Regions from separate parts of the Homo sapiens genome. Here region 2 is linked to region 1. A link is a contact called in ENCODE Hi-C or POLR2A ChIA-PET data. All regions are on one chromosome and are shown on one strand. Each heading gives the region's core, a stretch centred on a gene start or an enhancer-like site at or near the end of the contact. The rest is flanking DNA. Distances are from core to core; before and after follow the strand shown. Region 1 overlaps TECPR2 (tectonin beta-propeller repeat containing 2). Region 2 overlaps CDC42BPB (CDC42 binding protein kinase beta).

Region 1 (2,673 bases), core at 125-2,624:
AAGGAGACAAACCTGAAGGTAAATGATACCAACGAGAAATGAATTAAAACACACAACTGTGTAATGACAGCTTGTGGAGTGGGTTGTTAGCCAGTCTCTAAAGAAAAATATTTTTCAAACAAACAGTGAAAGCAAGCAAGAAAAACAACGCTGAACAAACTAATATTTTAAACAGTGACAGAGACCAGGGAGAATTAAGGGAAATTCATCCCGAAACACAGTGAAGTTACAGAGAACAGACAGGTCCCAAGCCACAGACTCAGCTTCGGCTTCGTCTGACTTCTATTCCAATGTCCTGACAGTAAACCAGGCTGCTTCAAGGCAAAAGTGTCCCCACTGGCGTAGGTGCCGACGTGGCCAACACAACCTTAAGAAAAAACAAGCAAAGCCGGGCGTAGTGGCTCTCACCTGTAATCCCAGCATTTTGGGAGGCTGAGGCGGGCGGATCATGAGGTCAGGAGATCAAGACCATCCTGGCTACCACAGTGAAACCCCGTGTCCACTAAAAAAATACAAAAAAATTAGCTGGGCGTGGTGGCGGGTGCCTGTAGTCCCAGCTACTGGGGAGGCTGAGGCAGGAGAATAGTGCGAACCTGGGAGGTGGAGCTCGCAGTGAGCTGAGATTGTACCACTGCACTCCAGCCTGGGCAACACAGCAAGACTCTGTCTCAAAAAAAAAAAAAAAAGAAAGAAAGAAAGAAAAAGCAAGCAAATGATTCCATGCAGATATGGGAGGTCTTCCAGCTCAGGAGAACATCGTTCAGGAAACACCAGCTCCAGTTCACTAACAATGGCCTAACAGCAGCATGAAAGAATGAATGGACTTTCCTTTTAGAGTCAGGGAGTAGACTGTTCACCCACAGCAGAGAGCTCATTAAAACAGAATTCCTAAAGAGGAAGCCAAATAATTGGAATATATCTAACATATCCATAGGCCCGTCTTCGTTAGTTCGGTTGCTTTAAAGCAACAATGAGAAAGAGAAACACGTATTATTTTTATGAAGAGTTAGTATATTAATATCCCTAAAAAAGTCCCTCAATTTTCAAACTTTTTGTCTAGCTTACAAAAATACGATCAGAGCTTACCATTGCAATTAATAAAGAAAACAAAAACTCAAACTGAACACCCATTTACACTACGAATTGACATCCAATGAAGCAATTCACGTTCTTTGGAGACAACCCCTCAAACGTTCCTGAAGAGGCAAACCTGGTGAACGCACGGCAGCGTGAGCCCAGAGCTGCTGCAGGGGAGCCCTGTACTAAGATGTCTGCACCCCGGGGGCGGGGAGCAGGAGCGGCGAGCGGGAGCAGGGAGCGGGAGCAGGGAGCGGGGAGGCGAACCTGAGGGCGAGACTGCCACCTGCTGGACAGCATCTTCAAACTTCTGCCAGCGCAGCCCGGCGCCCGGCAACGCGCTGCAGAACAGGCCGCCTTTGTAGTCCAGGCACCAGATATACTTCTCGGAGACCACCAAGCTGAGGATGCCATAGCCGGGACCCGAGTAGCCCATCCAGCTTTCTGCAAACTAACAAGGGAAGAGCCAGTGAGTTCTGTGGCAGAGGACACAGCCACATTTGGCTTACTGTTCTCAGTAAGAAAGGTGAGAGGATATCATTAACACGAGACGGTAAAACGGGTCAGCAAGACGCCAAGTCAACCCTTCTCCCAACCCCTGCTATCTGTGGACACCCCTCTACTACAAACCTTCTGAGACGCGTGCTGCTGTCTCCCTACAAAGACTCCCTGGAGTCCCTGGATGACATTTTCTCCTGTTCTAACACCTTTGCAAATGTAACGCTTAGAGCATCACATCACGTTACGAAGGAGCTGCTATTATTCTGCAGGCATACCTCACCTTACACAAAGAGCCAGGTTCTTCAACATTTGGATGCAAGTCAATTTTTTGTAGTCTAATCATTACAGAGGCACTGGATATATGGCACTACCACTGTCTTTCTTTTTTCCACCATATTTTCTTTTTTTTTTCCTTTTTGAGACAGAGACTCGCTCTGTCGCCCAGGCTGGAGTACAGGGGCACAATCTCGGCTCACTGCAACCTCCGCCTCCTGGGTTCAAGCAAGTCGCAATTCTCCTGCCTCAGGCTCCTGAGTACTTGGGATTACAGGCATCTGCCACCACACCCGGCTATTTTTTGTATTTTTAGTAGAGACGGGGTTTCGCCATGTTGGCCAGGCTGGTCTCGAACTCCTGACCTCAGGTGATTCGCCCACCTTGGCCTCCCAAAGTGCTGGGATTACAGGCGTGAGCCACTGTGCCCGACCTTGCTAGAATTCTTTTAAAAATCAAAGCTAAATAAAGTCTTTGTACTTTAATACTTTTCAATAAATGCAAAGAAGATAAATGTATTTGTACAGATACCCACATAGAAGTTAACTACTTCAAAGAAAATGGTGCCCAACTCTTCTCAATCCAGCCCTGCTCACCATGGCAAGTCTTACTTCCACACCGAACCTCCAAATAAAAACACACCATAAAATTTCTTGGCTTCCCAGCTACCTGGAGTGGGATGAGGAAGGGAGGAAGTTAGAGAGTCAGGGGCTCAAAGGGCCAGGATCCCTGTCACCTAAGTGAGGGCTTTCCTAAATTTCTGGCCTAGAATTCCAATACCCCACCCCACCGACAGTCTGCCTGGCTAACGCCCAGACATTA
Region 2 (2,673 bases), core at 94-2,593, 510 kb before region 1:
CCACCTCGGCCTCCGAAAGTGCTGGGATTCCAGGCGAGACCTGGTGATTATTAAATTGCCTCCTCAGGGCATAGGTTCTGCAGTGACTTCTCTGTAGGCAGCAAGCTTTGAAGGCAGTGTTCTTGCTCTCTTCCAGTGTGTTCCTTTGCTTGCCACGTGTCCTGCAAAGACGGTGCCCCCCAGGTGTGCCCAATACCTCCCGAGCAGTCCAAGAGGCCTCTGGGCGTGGACGTGCAGCGAGGCATCGGAACAGCCTACAAAGGCCATGTCAAGGTAGGCGGCTTCATCTCCGCCCTCAGCCCTCGGTGCCTGTGAGGTGCAGTGACCAATAGCCATGCCCAGCCACTCTTGAAAGCAGCCCCTTGCTGCGGCAGGTGGCCCTGGTGCCAGTCCTAGGGGGCTTACCCTCCTGGGCACTGAGGCCATCAGGTCGGCGCAGCCGCTGTTCTGAATGGCCTGGGCATCCTGAGGCCTCCACGCAGACGCTCACTCAGAGTCCATCCTGGGCTGAGTGTCCAGCCAGTGGGCAGAAGCTCAGTCTGAAAGCCACTGTGCCAGGCCCACCTCTACGAGACTGTCGGGCTGCGTGTACCACAGCACCCTGCATGGGGTGGACACAGCGTTGGCTGAGCTGCCAGCTTTCCCTGGCACCGTCTGCTGCCACGCATGGACCCCTCCCCAGCAACGCCTTGAGCCTTCTTGGGCAAACATCCCTCTGTCCAAACAGCTCTGCCGCCAGCCTGGCAGCTGGAAGGAGATTGTGAACGAGTGTAATGGGGCCTGGCGGCCTGCCTGGCCTGGTGGAACGTGGCCACTGTTTGTTTTTATTCATAGGTCCCAAAGCCCACGGGGGTGAAGAAGGGATGGCAGCGCGCATATGCAGTCGTCTGTGACTGCAAGCTCTTCCTGTATGATCTGCCTGAAGGAAAATCCACCCAGCCTGGTGTCATTGCGAGCCAAGTCTTGGATCTCAGGTCTGCGTTTGGGCAGCACTGTCCTTGCTCTGTGAATCTTCCTCAGCTATCTTTAGCCAAAAGGACGGTGTGTTCCTTAGTAGTCTTTCACCTCATTAGTACTTCACCTGCTTCATTATTGTATGGTTGCAAAAATGGGTACAGCTTAGTCATGACTTCAGGCGCTCACATGCGTATGAACAGACATGCATACGGGCCTGCGTGCGCAGGAACGGGAGCGCTGTAGACGCTTCCTGCCTCGCATGTGTTTGCGTTGAGAAGTTTGCCACAGGGGAATTAATTTAACATAAGAAAACCACATGCCCAAGAACAAGCAGAAGATATCCCAGAGAAAAGCCACGCGGCCCACAGCCGTCTGTGCGTTTTAGAGACCGCAGCAGGTGCTGGTGTGTGGAAGAAGTCTGGAGCCGTGGGCCATGTGGGTGTGCGTGGCCGTAGCGTTTGCTATGTGACCCTGTCTCAGTGCCACCCAGTGTCAGCTGCAGGAGCAGGCGGGGCCTCCTTCCCACTTCCTCTTAGAGTTGACATCTGTGGCTCATCTGTTAGTGAGAAGAGGACAGTGGTCATGTTACTGGCATGTGGAATGTTGTTGTGAAGGTAAACGCATCACTAAGAGGCCTAGCTCAGCCCGGGGCCTGCACACGGAGCCATGCTACTGCCTTTGTGTCATCTCTGTGCTGTGCCCGTGCACCGTCTGTTGTGTGGTGCACACGGGACTGCTCTGGGCTCAGGCCGGGGCTGGGTACTCCATCTGTAGCATTGGTTCTTGGGGGCAGGGCTGCTGGGTGGGTACCCTGAGGACAGCGAGGGTGAGTCGGCATCACCTGGCAGCATACTCCACTTTCCATGTCCCTTCCCCCGGGGCACCCGCCAGTCCCTGGCTGTGCACAGGTGTGCCCCTGGCCTGGTGGTGAAGGGCCACTGGTAGACGAAAAGTTGGCATGAGCCCAAGTCAGGGGCCCCATCGGAGGGCTCAGCACTCTTTAGGGAACCTCTTCAGAACAGCATTTCCACACTGATCCCACACCCCGCTCCCCCTCTCACCTCCACACCCACCCCCTGCTCCCCCCTCACCTCCACACCCACCCCCACTCCCTCACCCCCCCACCTCCAAACCCACCCCCCACTCCCCCTCTCCACAGCCACCCCCCCACCTCTGCACCCACCCCACCTCCGCACCCACCCCACCCCCTCATCTCCACACCTAGCCCCCACTCCCCCTCATCTCTACACCCACCCCACTCCCTCTCACCTCCACACCCACCACTCCCCCTCACTTCCAAGCCCACCCCCCACTCCCCCTCACCTCCCTCCAAACCCACCCCCCACCCTCCCCTCACCTCCACACCCACCCCACCCTCCCCGTCACCTCTCCACCCACCCCACCCTCCCCCCTCACCTCCACACCTACCCCCCACCCCCCTCACCTCCAAACCCACCCCACCCCCCTACTCCCCGTCTCACCTCCACACCCACCCCCCTACTTCCCCCTCACCTCCACCCCCACCCCACCCCCGACTCCCCTCCACCTCCACACCCACCCCCCACTCCCCTGTCACCTCCACGCCCACCCCCCACCACCCCCCACTCCCTCCCACTCCCCCCTCACTTCCACACCCCTCACCCCACTTGTCCTCTGCACTTGGCTGTTGGAGGGACTGCCTGGCTGTGCCAAGTGCAAACCGAGTCTTCTGTAACT

What was found. A loop is a pair of places that touch in the nucleus more often than their neighbours do. ChIA-PET counts read pairs that join two places held with the same protein, here RNA polymerase II (POLR2A). Pooled maps may share reads with other maps.
Region 2: a loop to region 1 is called in a pooled map, with 3 times the contacts of the local background. The contact joins two enhancer-like sites. A Hi-C loop is called at or near these places in 2 of 50 pooled maps. POLR2A ChIA-PET finds 5 or more read pairs at or near these places in 2 of 52 experiments (activated T-cell and endothelial cell of umbilical vein).

Annotation. Positions count from the first base shown.
Region 1 is chr14:102,436,877-102,439,549 of GRCh38, reverse strand. It overlaps TECPR2 (tectonin beta-propeller repeat containing 2), which reads right to left. Exons shown (of 20, transcript NM_014844.5): 10 at 1,345-1,528. Among named protein-coding and RNA genes, the nearest start is that of ANKRD9, 72 kb to the left of the region's middle. RefSeq lists a silencer at 1,392-1,441. Within about 2 kb of position 1,374, at least 3 of the 41 ENCODE cell types and tissues checked have a DNase peak (open chromatin) inside an H3K27ac peak, as active enhancers do.
Region 2 is chr14:102,948,066-102,950,738 of GRCh38, reverse strand. It overlaps CDC42BPB (CDC42 binding protein kinase beta), which reads left to right. Exons shown (of 37, transcript NM_006035.4): 25 at 137-273; 26 at 835-974. Among named protein-coding and RNA genes, the nearest start is that of AMN, 27 kb to the right of the region's middle. Within about 2 kb of position 1,343, at least 9 of the 41 ENCODE cell types and tissues checked have a DNase peak (open chromatin) inside an H3K27ac peak, as active enhancers do.